2 separate regions of the Homo sapiens genome follow, and region 2 is linked to region 1. The links are chromatin loops, found by intact Hi-C in ENCODE. Cell type or tissue: adrenal gland. All regions are shown on one strand. Links, peaks and the distances in the headings refer to the core of each region. The heading gives the core; the rest is flanking DNA. Region 1 holds the start of LINC03092 (long intergenic non-protein coding RNA 3092). Region 2 holds the start of LINC01905 (long intergenic non-protein coding RNA 1905).

Region 1 (8,345 bases), core at 271-8,270:
CGTCACATGCACCAGCCTTATAACTAGAAAAGTCTCTGGCCTCACAAGAAGAGGGAGATCTCCCTGAAAATAATCTCCGAAGGGTTGGTCTGGAGCAGGAAATGAGAGTGAAAGGCACATCTGTAGGAGGGGTTCCGCTTGCTCACACTCGGAATGTGCTCGCCCTCTCCTCCTCTCTTTGATGACAGGAAGTGCACATACTCCAAGCTCCATTTCCTCAATGTCCCAGGTGAAATTATCCCCGGAGAGAGGGATAACCCTAACTATTAAAAAGATGTATGCTTGATTCAATGTTCCAAATAATATTCAGCACAAACGAATCTCTGGACACCTAAGCTGTAATAGACCATGAGATTTGGAAGAGGATGAGGAAGAGTACTATCCAAGGAACCGGCTATCATCACAAATTCTGCAGACTCAGACACCTCTCGACAGCATGTCTCCAACAACCCCGCCCCCCATTCAGAGCCACTCTTCCGGAAATCAACTCACAGTTCACCTCCTGTCTAAATTCTGGTGTAGAAATGGAAACCTCTTGTAAGATGTCATAGATATTTTGGCTGAATCATCAGCAGAAGTTCTTGTCCATCCCTTAGACTTAGGATGGCCTGGTTAGTATGGTTTGATGGGACAAAGCTTGAATACCATGACCAGAAGCATTTCTGTGTTCTCCTGTCTAAGGTGAGTAGGATCCCTAGTATGTTACCCCCTCAGTTTTACTCAAGTGATTTGAAATCCAAGTGGATGATGTGGGTGGCTTTATGGATGTAAAGCAGCTACAATTGAGAGACTCTCGAGAAAGGTGGGTGGTAGTTGTGGAAATTCAGTCCAACAGGTGATCTAGGGATAAGGGACTCAAAACTATGATATTGTCCCTGTCCTTGAGATATTAACTATTCAGTAGGTGGGGCAGACAAATAAACAAACAATTACAGTAGAGTGTGACGCACACATTGGTCCGAGCAAAGTAGATAAGCACTAAAATGAAGAGGAGGTTAATTCTTTCCTGAGATGACAGGGTCAGGGAAGACAGACCAGAGGAGGTGACTCTATGAAGCAGGAATAATTGTTACTCTCATTTGAAAGAGGTAAGTGCCAGAGCGGGTGGCTCACACCTGTAATCCCAGAACTTTGGGAGGCTGAGGCAGGAAGATCACTTGAGGCCAGGATTTCCAGACCAAACTGGGTAATATAGTGAGACCATATCACTACAAAAAATTTTATAAGTTTATCCAGGCATGGAAGCATGCACCTGTAGTCTTAGCTACTCAGGAGCTGAGGCAAGAGGATCTCTTGAGTCTGGGAAATCGAGTCTGCAGTGAGCTATAATCATGCAATTGCATTCCAGCCTGGGTGACAGAATGAGACCCTATCTCAAAAAAACAAAACAAACAACAACAGAAAAAAAACTGAGACAGAAACTGTGGCTCAGCAAGATTGAATAATTTCCCTAAGTAATGCAACTATTAATTGCATTGTGGCTTCCCCAGGTGTGGGACTGAGTGGTGGTAGGAGAGAAAATTAAGTCAGGTTTCTGAGGGGTGCAGGCTGGGGCTAGTCAAAAAAGGATCAAGTCAGCCTTTACATCCCGATGACAGCAGGAAGAAGCTTAAAATCCCAAAAAGGGCAGCTTGCATGCAAGCAGTGGGGATTGTTGCCTTTATGGCATGAATACATACAACAAATTTTGTTTAAAATTTCTTTACCAAGGTCTATAGGGGCTTTATTCTACTGTCAGTGGTAAATTTTTTAATATGATACAGTCAACATCCTGGAAATGTTAACTCGCATCATCATTATCATGATTGTAAGGGTATTGGATTATGTTCTAAGAAAGAAAACACTGATCATGCGAAGGGTCAGAGAGTAAAGGAAGGTACATACTACACTATGGACTCATGAGGAGAAAGCCATAAGTGGGAAAAGGTCCCAGTACCAGCTTAAACATTTTGCCTCTTTTAAGAGGTACAAATGGTCTAGAAGGGTAAGGAGTATCTTCCCAAAGTTCTTACTCCCATCTTAATGTCCACAAATGAGATATTTATCAAGCACCCAGGGCAGCCCTCAAGCAGCATGAACAAGAAAGTGACCTCTGGAGTCAGATGTCTCAGTTCAAATCCTGGCTCTGTCACTTAGCAACTGTGTAACTTGGGGAAACTTCCTAAGCAATCTGCACCTTCATTTTACAAAATGAAAATAAAAATAACAGTAGCTTACCTGATAAGGTAAGTATGAGTTAAAATGAATAACTTAATATGTTAAATTAAATATATGAGGCAACTATGCAGCCATTATTTTCATGGCTGAGTGAAAAAGCATGCAAGTGCTAAGAAATCATTATAATTAGGGTTATTCATATGTGTTAGACAACAAAACAAAACATAATCCCTACTCATAATCTAATAGGAGCAAAAGGCAGTTATGGAGATAAGTGCAATGGAGGCATAGATGAAGGTGAGATGGGAAATGCATTTGGGAAGAACTAATAGTCAAAGAGTTTTTAAGAAACTAGAAAAAATAGTACAGGAGGGGGGCATCCTAGTAAAAGCAAACTGCTCAAAAGCAAGGAGGCATGATACCACCTGGTGCATTTGGTGGCTGCTAGTAATTAAAGATGGCAGGGGAACAGAATGGGAGGGAGGTGAACTGGAAGCATAGATGGGAGCTACATCACATGGTGCCTTAAATGCCAAGTCAGAGTCCAGATCACATGCCGAACACACGAAGGACTCAAAACTGGACTTTGAGAAGGAAGTGACACGATAAGACCTATATTCTTACAAGATCACTGAAAGAATTGTGGAATATGAGTTGGAAGGGGCTGAGATTATCAAGCAGCGAGACCTGTTTAGGAGCCTGTATTAGGAATTCAGAGACGAAAGAATGAATGAATAAGATGAGGTGTTGAGGATGTAGCAAAATATGTATATATATATATATATATATATATGAGAAATGAAATAGAAGGATGGGGATTGGTAAGTGATTAGATGGGAAGTATAAAGGGAAAGGAGTAGATAGGAAAGATGCTCAAGTTTCAGGTTTGGGCACATGAATGTGTAGTGGTGCATTCCCAGACACGAAATAAGAGGATCTGGAATGGGGGCAGGGAGAGAAAGTGTTCAAAACTGAAGTTCTGTTTTCAGCTCAATTTGCTTTAGGATAAGTGAATATGTGGGTTGATTGTATATAATGTATGTAATGATTATGCAAATCTTTGCAAATAGCTCAGATCATCCATTCATAACATAAGGCACATCAAAACCAATTCTACTCCCTACTACTCCCCAATGGTAGTAAGAGCATTGCACTGGCAACGTGACCTAGTGAAGTTTGGAAAGTCTAAAACAGTGGACTGATCCATTGTATTTCTGGAATATAAAGGAAAGCAGCTGGAACTCTGGATGAAAGCTGTAATTGGATTCACAGGCCTTCACAGCAGAAAGCGCATCTCAACACCAAGCGCAGTGGTCTGGGAAATATGAGGCAGGGAGTAACTTGACTCAAAGGGGCAAGAAAGAAGTGGACATCCCAGGAGAATTGCCCTACTTGGAGTACCAAGCCTGCCTACCTGTAAAAATGGGAAAAGTGGCAAATTATCTCAGCCTAGACTAGCAATGCCAGGCCCACTCAGGAGAAGCAGGACTGGAGAACCACTCTATGTGGCAGCAAGGCAAGCCAATCATAATCCTGAAAGACAAAATTCCAAATGCCATAATCACGAATGCTGAAACCCTAAAAGAAAATCTTGAAAATATATAATTCTGGAAAAAATCATTAAAAATTATTTAAAATGGCCAGGCACGCTGGCTCATGCCTGTAATCCCGGCACTTTGGGAAGCCGAAGCAGGCAGATCGCCCGAAGTCAGGAGTTCAAGACCAGACTGCTCAACATGGCAAAACCCCATCTCTACTAAAAATACAAAAATTAGCCAGGCATGGTGGTGGGCACCTGTAATCCCAGCTATTCGGGAGGTTGAGGTATGAGAATCACTTGAACTGGGAGGCAGAGGTTGCAGTGAACCTAGACCATGCCACTGCACTCCAGCCTGGGGGATAGAGCAAGATTCTGTCTCAAAAAAAAAAGTTTCTTTAAAACGTATTTATTTACATTTTAAAGGAGGACTTATCTGAGAAACATATAAAAACAGGACAGAACATTCATAGGCCACTTTACAGAATAAAAGAGGCAATGGCAACATACATATTTTGCAAGCAGGAGCAGTCAGGTGCACTAACGACAATGGCATGGGTATAACAGTTGTGGGCAGATGAACAGATGAACCGTATTCATAAAGACATTGGTCAAAAAGGGAAATGTGTTATCACCTATCACTATGGTTGGTAATTGTGTGCACCCAACTTAATACTGCCATCATCTGCAATATGGTGACAAACCACTTAAGTCTTTTAATGAAATTGATCAGAAACTGGATGGGTCACCACTACATATGCAGTCACCCAAAGAGTCCAGATCACGAGCCTTTCACAAATGCAGATGTACAAAAAGGACATCTCTTCATTTATTAAGGAAGTCTCAGCATTTTTATATACATGCACAATACTTGAACACAAAGTCAACATTATCATAATGCACTTTGGTGGAGCCAAATTTGTTAAAAATTCATAAAATGAATCTGAGCTCTCTAAAATTCTTTACACAATTTATACCTCCAGTATTGTAAGTAATATGAAGATGAAATACAAAGCATAGAAAAATGTAGAAAAATAATGCTGACAATTTAAAGTAGTAAAAAAAAAAATCCTAAAAAGAAAAAAACTGTAAAGAAAATTCAACATATGAAGCAGTGGATTACAAGGTTAGATTATGGACAATGGCATGGAGATGGCCCATGAGAGTTGGTCTAACAAGATGTAACTATTTTACGATTGTGATTTTCCAGATTTTCAAAGTGAGTGATATTACAGTTTATGGATTTTGATCTTTGGAGATTTCAAATTCAGGATTATGGTGTTTGGGATTGTGTTTTTCAGGATTACGATCCAAATCTAGCAGCAAGAAGGATGGCATCCACTGCCTGGAACCAGGGATCTTTCCTGTTCAAAAGTGGAAGGCCAGTGGGCTTCACTGGGTACCATTTAAGACCCCTGTGTTCTTGGCTGGCACATAATCCTGTCCATCTGGACCATGCAGCCTCAAGCCAGGTTAAGTGGATTTGTGGAAAGATAGGAAGTATGAAATATTGTAACCTGAGTGTTGCAGAGAAGTTCATACCTGTTAGCATGATCACACAAGATCATTTTCTCTTCAACGCAGGGTGTCCCCAAAGGCCAGGAGTCACTATATCCTGGCATGATCGTGTCACATCCCATCCTACCTCTTTATTATTCTTTGCGGTTGAAACATGTGGATTGTAATATTTATCTTTTACTCAAAATGATATAGGTATCCTTTAAGTAGTCATTAAAGTATTTAATGTATTTATAAGTATTTAATTATCCATTAAAATAAGTAGTAAAGACTATAAAATAACAAAAAATATTTTATCCATTTATTTCTTTAAATTTTTTCCTAGAAGAATAGTAGCATTTTTAGATCTGTCACATTTATTTATCATGTTGGACAATATTTATTTAATAGCTACCTCCAGTTATTAACATCTTAAATTCTATTCTTTATAGAACAGATGCAGTTGTAATACAAAACATTAGAAATGTTCTGTTTGGAAAATTCCTTGAATTATGATTCAAGATAATCTCAAAAATATAGTTACTACCAAACAAAAGAAATCTAATCTATATTCCTATACAATTACTGCTCAGCTAGAGATGAGAACTACCAGCTCCTTCTCTTTTTAATGTGAACCTACAAACAGATATGGAAATTAGAGCTATTAGAAATAAAAAAAAATGTTTGAAGGCTGGACAGTGGTTATGGTATCAAGAATATTTTGATAAAATGGGATTTTAGGCCAGGCACGGTGGCTCATGCCTATAATCCCAGCACTTTGGGAGGCCAAGGCCGGCGGATCACAAGGCCATGAGATCGAGACCATACTAGCTAACACAGTGAAACCCCGTCTCTACTAATAATACAAAAAATTAGCCGGGTTTGGTGGCACGTGCCTGTAGTCCTGGCTACTTGGGAGGCTGAGGCAGTAGAATCACTTGAATGTGGGAGGCAGAGATTAAAGTGAGCCAAAATCGTGCCACTGCACTCCAGCCTGGGCGACAAAGTGAGACTCCATCTCAAAAAACAAAAAAAAAGGGATTTTATTTCAAATTTTTGTGTACCTCTGATATAATTATTCAAATTTTTGCAAATGGCTCTGGTCATCCATTCGTAACATAAAGAAGCACAACAGGCTGGGCACGGTGGCTCAGGCCTGTAATTCCAGGACTTTGGGAGGCTGAAATGGGTGGATCGCTTGAGGCTAGGAGTTTAAGACCAGCCTGGCCAACATGGCAAAAACCCGTCTCTACTAAAAATATAAAAATTAGCTGGGCATGGTGGTGCACACCTGTAGTCCCAGCTACTTGGGAGGCTGAGGCACGAGAATCTTTTGAACCCAGGAGGCAGAGGTTGCTGTAAGCTGATACTGCACCACTGCACACTCCATACTGGGTAACAGAGCAAGACACTGTCTCAAAAAAAAAAAAAAAAAAAAAAAAAAGAAGCAGCAGCAGCAGCACATCAAAAACAACTCTATTCCCTAGTAGTAGTAAAAAGCATTGTGTCTTTAAACCTAACAGTTGGAATACAACTTTGTTATTGAACACAGAAATGCAGAAGAAATAATGAAAGATAACATTTTAAATTTAACCAACTTAACTTAGCAAATCTTAAATATACATATCCCATCAGTTTATATATGTTTATGTATATATGTGGATGTTTATATATATATATGTGTGTGTGTGTGTGTGTGTGTGTGTGTGTATTGCTATGAAACATACATCAACACATTGCTGATAGGAGAATTGCTGCCACCCTTTGGGAACTAATTGCACAATATGATTAATAATTTTGGAAGTTTTCATTACACATAATAGAAAGTCCAATTCAATTCACTTACACAACAACAACAACAAAAACCCTGTAATTTCACATGATAAGGATTCCAGAAGGAGAGAAATGTAAGGGCGTTAATTTAGTGGTTCAACAGGTTACAAGGACTGAGTTTCTTTCTGTCTTTCTTCTGTGTCATGTGCTTGTGAGCTAGTTCTCTTCAACATCACACGGTGACTGCTATAGTTCTAGGCATCACATCCTTATCCACCAATAACAGAAATTTTAAAAAGGGTGGTCTTATCCTTAAATCTGTTTTTAACATCTAAGAAACCATCCCCTGAAATCACCCCGGCAAATTTTCATTCACCAATTATTAAATAAAATTAAGTCATATTCTCTTTTCTAAGCCAATCACTGATAGTGGGAATGGAATTACCATGGTGGGCTTTTTCTAACCATTGTGCTTGAAGATGAGTCCACGTTTCCTTGAAGTATGTGGCTGAATAGAAAATGATAGACACCTGGGATAGAAAAAGGGTACTCCTAGTAAGAAGACAAAAATTGATGTTGGCTATCTATCACCAAAATTTTTCGCCATGTGTGTCAAGAGTTATATCCATGCCTTTTGACCCAACAACTCTACTTGTGGGAATTTCTTGTTAAAAAATAATCTAAAGGTATTTATTTAAAATATTCATTAGTGCACTGTTTATTTTAAAACTATAAAATAATGTCTAGTAATATAAAAATTATTCACTTAGATGATTTCTATTAGATGAAATATTATAGAATTATTGGAATGATAATTATAAAACATTATGGCATTAAGGAAATGTTTATTACATAATGCTAAGTGAAAAAAGACACAATTACAATTACAGTATGATGGCAACTATATAAAATATGGTTTTATTTTTTAAAGGATATAAAAAAGATTGTGTGATTTTTTTCTTTGCATTTTTAAACATTTTGCTAGCTTATTTTTAAACTAACAAAGAATATAATGTATTATCTACAGATAACGCATTATCTGTAGAATTGAAAGGATCATTATATAACAGTGTAACTGTAGGCTGCTGGTTAAGATATAATCAGATATCTCAAAATTGGGAATTTTTATGAGGCTGTTACATAAAATTATGTAAAAGTTCCAAAATTATTTAAATGGAAGTAACTAAAAAACTGAGTTGAACTCAAGGCATTTAAAAATATATATTTCAAATTTATGATATACAGTATCAAAAAAGCTATACAATTTTCCATATTAGTTGGGTTAAAAAGTGCCCTTATACTAGTGATTCTTGTTTAGGTTGGTTTTCTACATGACCCTATCAGAGAAAGTTTGTCTTTTTTTCTGCTTCTAGTAAGCCTT
Region 2 (8,345 bases), core at 35-8,034, 49 kb before region 1:
CACTGGGTTTGGGAAGGAGGGAATGAGAGCAGAGTGGGCAGTTGGCTCAGAGACGGGGCCAGGCAGCATGACACAAGGACTTTCCAGCCTCTGGAAAGACTCTGGGATATTATTATGAGTGAGGTTTGATGCCACTGAAAGGTTTAAATGATCTTGCTTACATTTCAAAAGACTATCTCTGCCACTGCACTCCAGCCTGCACGACAGAGCAAACCTCTGTCTCAAAAGGAAAAAAAAAAGACTATCTCCGGTTGCTATGTTGTAACAAGAGTGGAAGCAGAGTGGCAAACTAGCAAGCTAATGCAATTGTTTAGGCAGATAAAACACTGTAGACTGGAATAGCAAGTGCAGAGGTGGTGAGAAGAAGGGGTTGCATCCTGGATTTACTTTGAGGGTAGAGTTGAATGGATCTGCTGACTGTATCACTCTATTTCATAACTTTTATAACCAAATCCTGCATAGAGGGTCTAGCTTTGTATTCGTGGAATAAATGAATGAGTGAATGAATGAATGCATGATTTACAGGCCCTCCTTCTTGATGATGTCATTTCCATTTGTGAAATGAAAATTATCAAACACTATGAAAACTACGCAGGTTTTGCTGCTACCACTAAAGTGGGTCTAATGTAAATAATATTAACCACATTTTGTAAGCAACAGATCCAGCATGTGTACTAGGTCTTCTTCCTGCCCCAAAGCTTTTATTTTAGACACAAATGTTGCACACATTTTTCAGCTTCTGCTAGGACTTAGAATTGCTCTATATCAGTTTCATGAATGACCCTCAAATAGGCCATCAATAAATTTATCTCAGCCACACATTTGATCTGAAATCCAAATCCATTTTCAAGAAAAATGTAACTGGCCAAATAGACAAGACTTTGATTTCAAAATGAACGCTGGACAGGTCATATTTTTCTGTCAATTTATTTCAAGACAATGTTCAAAGGAGTTGACTGATAAAATTCACTACTCAGTGAAAGATACCAAGACACATCTTAGGTATTGTTTACCTCTTGAAACAATATGGTGACTATTGAAATCTTACTGTGGGCATACCTACCATCACTTTTAACAGATTTCAATGAAATTTAAAAGTGACAGAGATAAATGTCTTAAATGAATCTGTAAATTCATTGATAATTTTCTAATCAATCCTACTTTTATTAGATTGTCCTTTGAAAATTTAATTAAAATTATAATTAATTTCATTTATGAACTGCAATAATGTCTTCTAATTATGTGATTATAACAAGTGAAGTCTGCTGTTCATAGAAGTAATGGTTAAAATGTCTAAAATTACCAAGTATACATTTTAAATTACCAAGTATATATTTTCCAGGTTATATGTGCTATGGAGAAAAGATAATTACCAAGTATATATGATCTTTTCTCTATAGTACATACAACCTGGAAAATTGCCCTTGTGATTAGTACTCTTTATGCTTCCTGTCATGCATTAACAGAATCTAGAGCGCTGATACTATAACAAGTGTACAAGTATATAAACTGTGCCAAGGGAAGTGGGTGCCAAACATGTCCAGCTTTCATGGTGGCAACTTCACAGAAGACACAAGGTAGTTAAACAACATCTATTGCAAGGAAAGCTTCAAAAATCACAACATCTTGGGTTGGAAAGAACTTGAAAGATGGTCTCTTTCCAGCCCTACATCCCTCTTAGACTTTATTTGATTTGGAATTGCAGTTCCTTTGCAGCACTAATCTTGATAACACATTTCAATTCCAGCAGTCTGCCAGGCTCTGCACTGGGGTGATTCTAGAGAACGGTAGGCAGGCATCCTGCCCTTGACGATCCCAGAATCTACCAGAGCCTCTGCAAGTTTTCCACAGGTTGCCTGAATTTGGCAGTTTGCTTCCCCACAGAAATCAAACAGGAGCTATGAGACTTTCTCACTTAAAACACACACACACACACACACACACACACACACACACACACACATTAAGGATAGGGTCCAGGTTTTCTGCTGCACTCACTCTAGGTTGGAGAGCTAGAGAAGAGGCTGATGAGACCATCTCTAGCATACATTTATGGAACTGTCCTTTGGAATAAGCCACATGAAAGCAAATTAGTCTTCTGTTCAATCCTTGAGACAAACAGAGTGGCCTCTGCCAGTGTACACTTTCTTCCCTGTGTAAAACATTTTACTTTGGCACTACAAGCACAGCCTGGTTCTGAGGCTTGTCCTCTTTCTCCCCTCCCTCCAGTCACTCATCACTTCAATGATGTTGCCCATGATTTCACAGTGGTTAATTTTCTACCGAGAGAGGATGCCCTAAACCAATCTTTCATTAGTGACAGTAATCACTACATCAGTCTCTTATTAATGACAATAATAGCTAACATTTATTCCATGTAAATCATAGCATAATACTATGTCATTGAATTTCACGATACCCCATGAGGTAGGTGGCATTGATATGCCCTCTCTATAGATGATGGAATAGAGATTCAGAGAAGTTAAGAGACTTGCTTATGGTCCTATTGCCAGTCAGCCCTGGAGCCAGAATTCAAGTCAGGTGTCTGATTCCTAAACCAGGCATTTGACCCCTAACGAAATTGCTTTGGTTGTAGCAGGAGGATGGGAATGGCTGGAATGGGACCACAACCACCTGGCCTCACACCTGGCCCAAGTTCTTGGAATTCCAAGACACCCCTCAAAGCACAGGCTTATGTCAACAAGAGTTTTCTAGAGGAGCTGAGGTTATCTGGGAATCTGGCTGCCAGTGTTCGTTCTCTGATCTGCTACACCATCCAACAACATAGACCCGACTTTCTTGCCAGCAGCCAGCCTCACAGGGCAGCCAAGACTAACAAGTGTAGGCACTGTGCAGGGTACAGGGCGCATGAATAGCACTATTCTTTGCTGGCCAACACTGGCCCCATTGTTTTAGGCAATGAATAGAGCTGTGTAGAAAAAAAAAAATTCACACACGAAGCAAAAGCAGCAAAATTTGTCTCTTTGTGATGGTTTCAAGACTGGGTGAAAAAGTCATTCTTCACCTGGTGCTGTTTTACATACTCTTTCACAAACAGAAAGCACTTTCTGGCAAGGGAAGAGCCTTTCTCTCAAAATTAAAAAGTTATAGGTCACAGTGCAGGTGGGAGAATTGGGAGTAGACCTCAAAGTTTAATGGCACTCATTCATTACAACATTGGGGAGATGGAAGTGATGAGGCATCATTTTGATTTAGTGGAATTAAGCTCTGTTCCCAACAATCATCTTGATCTATTTGGGACACACAGTTTTTGCCTGCATTTTTCACAGATAACAGAGGGAAAGTTAAGAACACACTATTAACTACAGTATATATTAGGGCTCCTATTCAAGGCAAATAATTGCCAGACTTTCTATTTCTTTTTGATAGTGCTAGACTCTTTTAGTCTCAGACCCATTTCTGGGGTTGTGTTGCTGGCTGCTGTAACTCACCACCAGGGAATCTCTCCCTATCTTTGTCCTGGCTGCACCATTAGATGAAGTCAGAATCTCACAAAACCATTACACTCATTTAACTTCTGCATATGGAAAATGAATTCCTCTCTTAAGAGCAGGCATTAACACATAGCTCTGATACAAGCCCGTGTCCCACACACATTATCTCCTTTTCATCCTTACACCACTCATAAAACCACCATTGGTGGTAGACGTCCTGTGGTACAAATCATCTTGGATTGTTGACTGAATTATTATTTTGTGTATCTTGGTATCATAAAGTTCTATGAATTCAGTTTCTTCAAAATAGATCTCTTTATTTTTTTATTTAAATACAGAAACTTCCAGAGGCAGCTTAAAACATGGGAAGAGCATTATGGGCTTTAGATGCAATCTGATTTAAATTCTGGCTTATACAGTAGTTCTGTAGGATGACTCTATGGTCTATGTTGTCCTGGAAAGACCTTGCTGTATCTGTTATCCTGGTGTAATTGTTAATATTGCCGTCTTTCACTTTAAAATGTGTACAGTTTAAATGGTAGATGATAAGGTCATCCTATGGTTATGTCACCATGGGCAAGCAACTTAACTTCTGTTAAGTTGCTTTCTTCATTTATTAAATCAGGACAACACTGTCTATCTGTTAGGATCAGTATTAATGTTAAAGAGAATACACGGAACTCTCTGCATATTGTCTGAAGCATAGCAAGGACTCAATAAAGATGGCTATTATTAATATTTCCTCTGGAGGCACTGCCTTAGAACACTGTTTCCAGGTGCCTTCATCCATTTTGTGCTGTTAGAATACCACAGGCTGAGTAATTCATAATGAACAGGAATTTATTGGCTCACCATTCTGGAGGATGAGAAGTTCAATATCAAGTTGCTGGCATCTGGCAAGGGCCTTCTTGCTGCATCATCCCATGAAAGAAGGGCAAAAAGAGAATGAGGGAGAGAAAGAGGCAAAAGGAGGCTGAACTCATCCTTTTGTAAGGAACCTACTCCTGCAATAACAAGCCCACTTCCACGATAATAGCATTGATCTATTCATGAGGGAAGAACCACCATGGCCTAATCACTTCTTAAAGGTCCTTCCTCTTAATACTGTGACAATGGCAATTAAATTTTAACGTGTGTTAGGGAGAGGACAAACATTTAAACTATTGCACCAACTGTTTGAGAAATCATGGACTATTGAAACAAAAAATAAAATAAAATAAAATCAATCAAAGGAATGTATTAAAGTCACCAGGGTTTTACCTTGCCTAGTAGAGACATTAGAGAAAAAGAATACCACTGATTACAAACACGTTTCCATGACAGAAAGTTTTTTTAAAAGCTGAAAATGTAGAAAACAAACTCTGAGACTAAAAGACAGCTAAGTTAACTGAAAGTATGTATCATCATTTTTTAAAACAGAGTATTATATTCTGAAGGAGATCAGAATATCTCACCCTCAAATATGCCACTTTGGCATAAGGATTATTGTGAGCTGAAGCCAATTAAGAATCAAGAAATGCAGGAAGAGTTTACTGTCCTCTCCTTTTCTGCCTAAAAAGCTGTACATAAATTTCCCTTTGAAGAAGGTTCTCTCTTACCCAAGAGAAAGAATAGCAGCTCTTAACATGAAAGACCAGAGTTAACATTAAGGTGAGTTTACATAAACAGATCTTACTAAAATCTTATCTTCCATTAGTTCCTCCCCATGTTTCCTAGTCACTTCTCCACAACTTAATGTCACTTGATGCTCACGCTCCTTTCCTTTGTTAAAATGGTGTATAAGCCCCCAAGTCTAATCACTTGTTTGCATTTTATCTTTTTGTATGTGAACTCTCATGGGTGTAAATATTAATACAAACTGTGTTCTTTTTCTCCTATTAACTTGTCTTTTGTAAGTTTAATTCACAGGCCTCCAGGTACTGAACTTAAGAAAGTAGAGAAAAAGGTTTTCCTTCTCCAAACTTTTATTTCTTTTAGCAGCAGGCTAGTGAATGTTCATAGGCTAGTAGTGGTCCAAAGTCAGACAGCTGGGAATCACTGCTCTAGAGGCATATAATCCAATCTGTCCTTTTCTGTCTGCTTCTTTTCTGACCCTGTCCTCCCCTTCTTCCTGCCATTTTATTCCCATCCTTCTCAAACATTACTTTTGTTTGTATCATTTGGCAACTTCATGATATTAAGCATTCTTCAAGTGCAGTGCTCAGTAGGCTATGGGTACTTTAAAAATATGTAGCGTATTTTTAACTTCATATCTTCCCAGAAAAACATTTTAATTTTAGCATCTTAGTTAAACCTGATGGTTACTCTAATTCACCTGTTTATTTTTCTGTAGGTTTTACACACTATTGGAGATCCAGTCAATATAGAAAAAAAGTAGATGATTCAATAAAAAAATAGAAGTTTTGCATTATGCCTATTAAGAGAGTAGCCACATACTTCAAGTGTTCATTTACAGCAGTTTTGGCAAAGAATGGGCTTAATTTGACTTCTGATCTGTACATAAGTCACAGGCAAAAACTCTCTTTTAACTCTTTTTTTCCCTCCAGGTTTGGAAAATACTCATCTTTGATTAAAAAGTTGGAAAGAACTGACCGGGCGCGGTGGCTCACGCCTGTAATCTCAGCACTTTGGGAGGCGGAGGCGGGCGGATCACAAGGTCAAGAGATCGAGACCACGGTGAAACCCCGTCTCTACTAAAAATACAAAAAAAAAAAAATCAGCCGAGCTCGGTGGCTGGCACCTATAGTCCCAGCTACTTGGGAGGCTGAGGCAGGAGAATGGCGTGAACCCACGAGGCGGAGCTTGCAGTGAGCTAATACCGCGTCACTGCACTCCAGCCTAGGTGACAGAGGAAGACTCCGTCTCAAAAAAAAAAAAAAAAAAAAAAAAAAAAGTTGGAAAGAACTGATCCACATAGGTGATTTTAAGGAAGGATGAGGAAGCTCTCCAGAAGCCCCCCTCACTTCCATTCAATTTTTCCTCTGAATGCCATTAATACCTACAACGAATTTCCTAGCATTTAACCTAACAAAGCTTTTAAAGATTTAATATTACCCTCTTTTCCCTCAAATGATATTTGCATAAGCCATAATTAAGTTTTTGGAGTCTCATTAAAAAAAAAAGCTATTGAAAGAAATAAAGCAGTGAAGCAAACATTATAAGTTGCAGTAGCTAATCACGCAAAAATGATAATAGCTTCCAAACTGTAGTCAAAATTTACTTATATTTCCTGAATATTGTGACTATTAATATTTTAAGATCTATTAATACCAAGATATATCATTGCTTTCTAATTTGCTCTTTTATTCAAGATGATCTTTAACAGCGAAAATCTTGTAACCCAATATCATAATCAAGCCATTGAACTTTTAAATTGAAGCCGGGTTCTTTTTAAGCACCTCATTTTTAAACATCAGATGAAAAAGCATTTATTCTAAGATGCAAATTTTTAATTATTTAAGAGAGTAGAAGCTTCTTTGGACCTGAAATACCAAAATGAAATGTCCCTTAACAAATATGATTTTTTTTAAAAGATGCAAATTCATCATTCTTAGTTTAACTCCGCCATGAATTTTCTCTTTAATGCAAAATAGTACATTTCATTGTGTTACCATTTTGTATTTTGCTGTATCAAAATCCTCAGCAACTTTATAAATTCTTTAAGGAGTGAAAGTGTGTAATTTGTGCTGTGCCAGAAACAGAACTCACAGTTTGCGATCACATAATTCATATACATGAGGTTGATAAGCAAATGGCAAGGAACACCGTAAGTTTCAGCAACATTTACCTCAATCAATCCTCTGTGATGGGAATGTTTTTTGCAGGGCTCACCAAAGTTCACTGGATGATTGAAATAAGAAAGAGTTGGGGGAATAACTAGGATATATGTCAAATATGTAAAAAACAAAGGAGAACCACGGAGGTTGAGACAGGATGGTTGTCCTTCCTTGGAACTGGTCTCATTAAAGTCCTCCTCAGAAAATATTTTCTCAGAACTTTGGATAAGAATTGCATTACTGGCTTCTTTTTGAAGATAATGGTTATTTTCAACATTTTATGCAACTGAATGATAAAATGACAAGAACTTTAAATTAAACCTTAGCATGCTACCAAACTAAGCATTGTGTAGAGGGGTTAGGTTGGGAACAGCCCGGCAGACATTTCTTTTCTTGCTTTCCTTTTTTTCTTTTTTTTAATCAATTTAACAAATGTTTGTTTTCAATTTGTTTTTGACAATGGACTTAATAAACTCTTTTACCTAGTTAAGATTTATGAAAAGTGTTTCTCTCCCCACTTATCTCATTTATAGAATTTGTAATTTGCATAATGGTAAGGCAGGGGCATTTTCATTCCTGCCTTTCAAGCACCTCCATTCTAATTTTCATGGTAATAGTAAGTGCACTTAACAACAATGGTTCATTGATCCAGCATGTCTCCTACCTGCCCTGGAGCAACTGGGCAATTGTTAACTATAGAAGCCACAAAACAGATAACCGAATCGACCATTTGTGCAAAAGCTCTGCCTATAATGGTTTCAATAATAATTAATATGCAGGATAGCTAGTCCTGTCACACACCATTTCAGACTAGAATTGCATCTGTCAGTCCAAATCCTGACTCCATTCGAGGCATCCAGCACTGAATCTAGTTAGACAGCTAACTGAATTAAAACAAAAATCTACAGATGCATGATAAATGCACAGGATGCTATGTCACACATGAATGACTCCTGCGCAGGCCAAATGACAGATGTATTTCCGCGACTCCAGGCCAGGCTCCAGCACAAACCACTCTTCATTTATCAATAATTGGGCCTTAATTTCATTTGGCAGTGGTGGAGCAGCATGCTCAGCTTCCTCTCCAATAGACGAACACTAATTAGACTTTTTT

What was found. Hi-C counts contacts between places; a loop is a spot of excess contacts. Peaks named below come from ENCODE experiments on the same cell type or tissue, not always from the same donor. Only the 100,000 strongest peaks of a DNase experiment are listed, where the experiment ranks them.
Region 2: it touches region 1 in a loop (8-fold over the local background); 7 of 110 quality-filtered maps call a loop at or near these places.

What each region holds. Positions count from the first base shown.
Region 1 is chr18:55,989,044-55,997,388 of GRCh38, reverse strand. LINC03092 (long intergenic non-protein coding RNA 3092) reads right to left here and starts at 1,178. Exons shown (of 2, transcript XR_001753454.2): 1 at 1-1,178. In adrenal gland, for the core only: no CTCF peak of the experiment used is centred there; no DNase peak of the experiment used is centred there.
Region 2 is chr18:56,038,307-56,046,651 of GRCh38, reverse strand. All of the region lies in intron 6 of LINC03069 (long intergenic non-protein coding RNA 3069), which reads left to right. It overlaps LINC01905 (long intergenic non-protein coding RNA 1905), which reads right to left and starts at 4,374. Exons shown (of 3, transcript NR_146511.1): 1 at 4,308-4,374. In adrenal gland, for the core only: no CTCF peak of the experiment used is centred there; no DNase peak of the experiment used is centred there.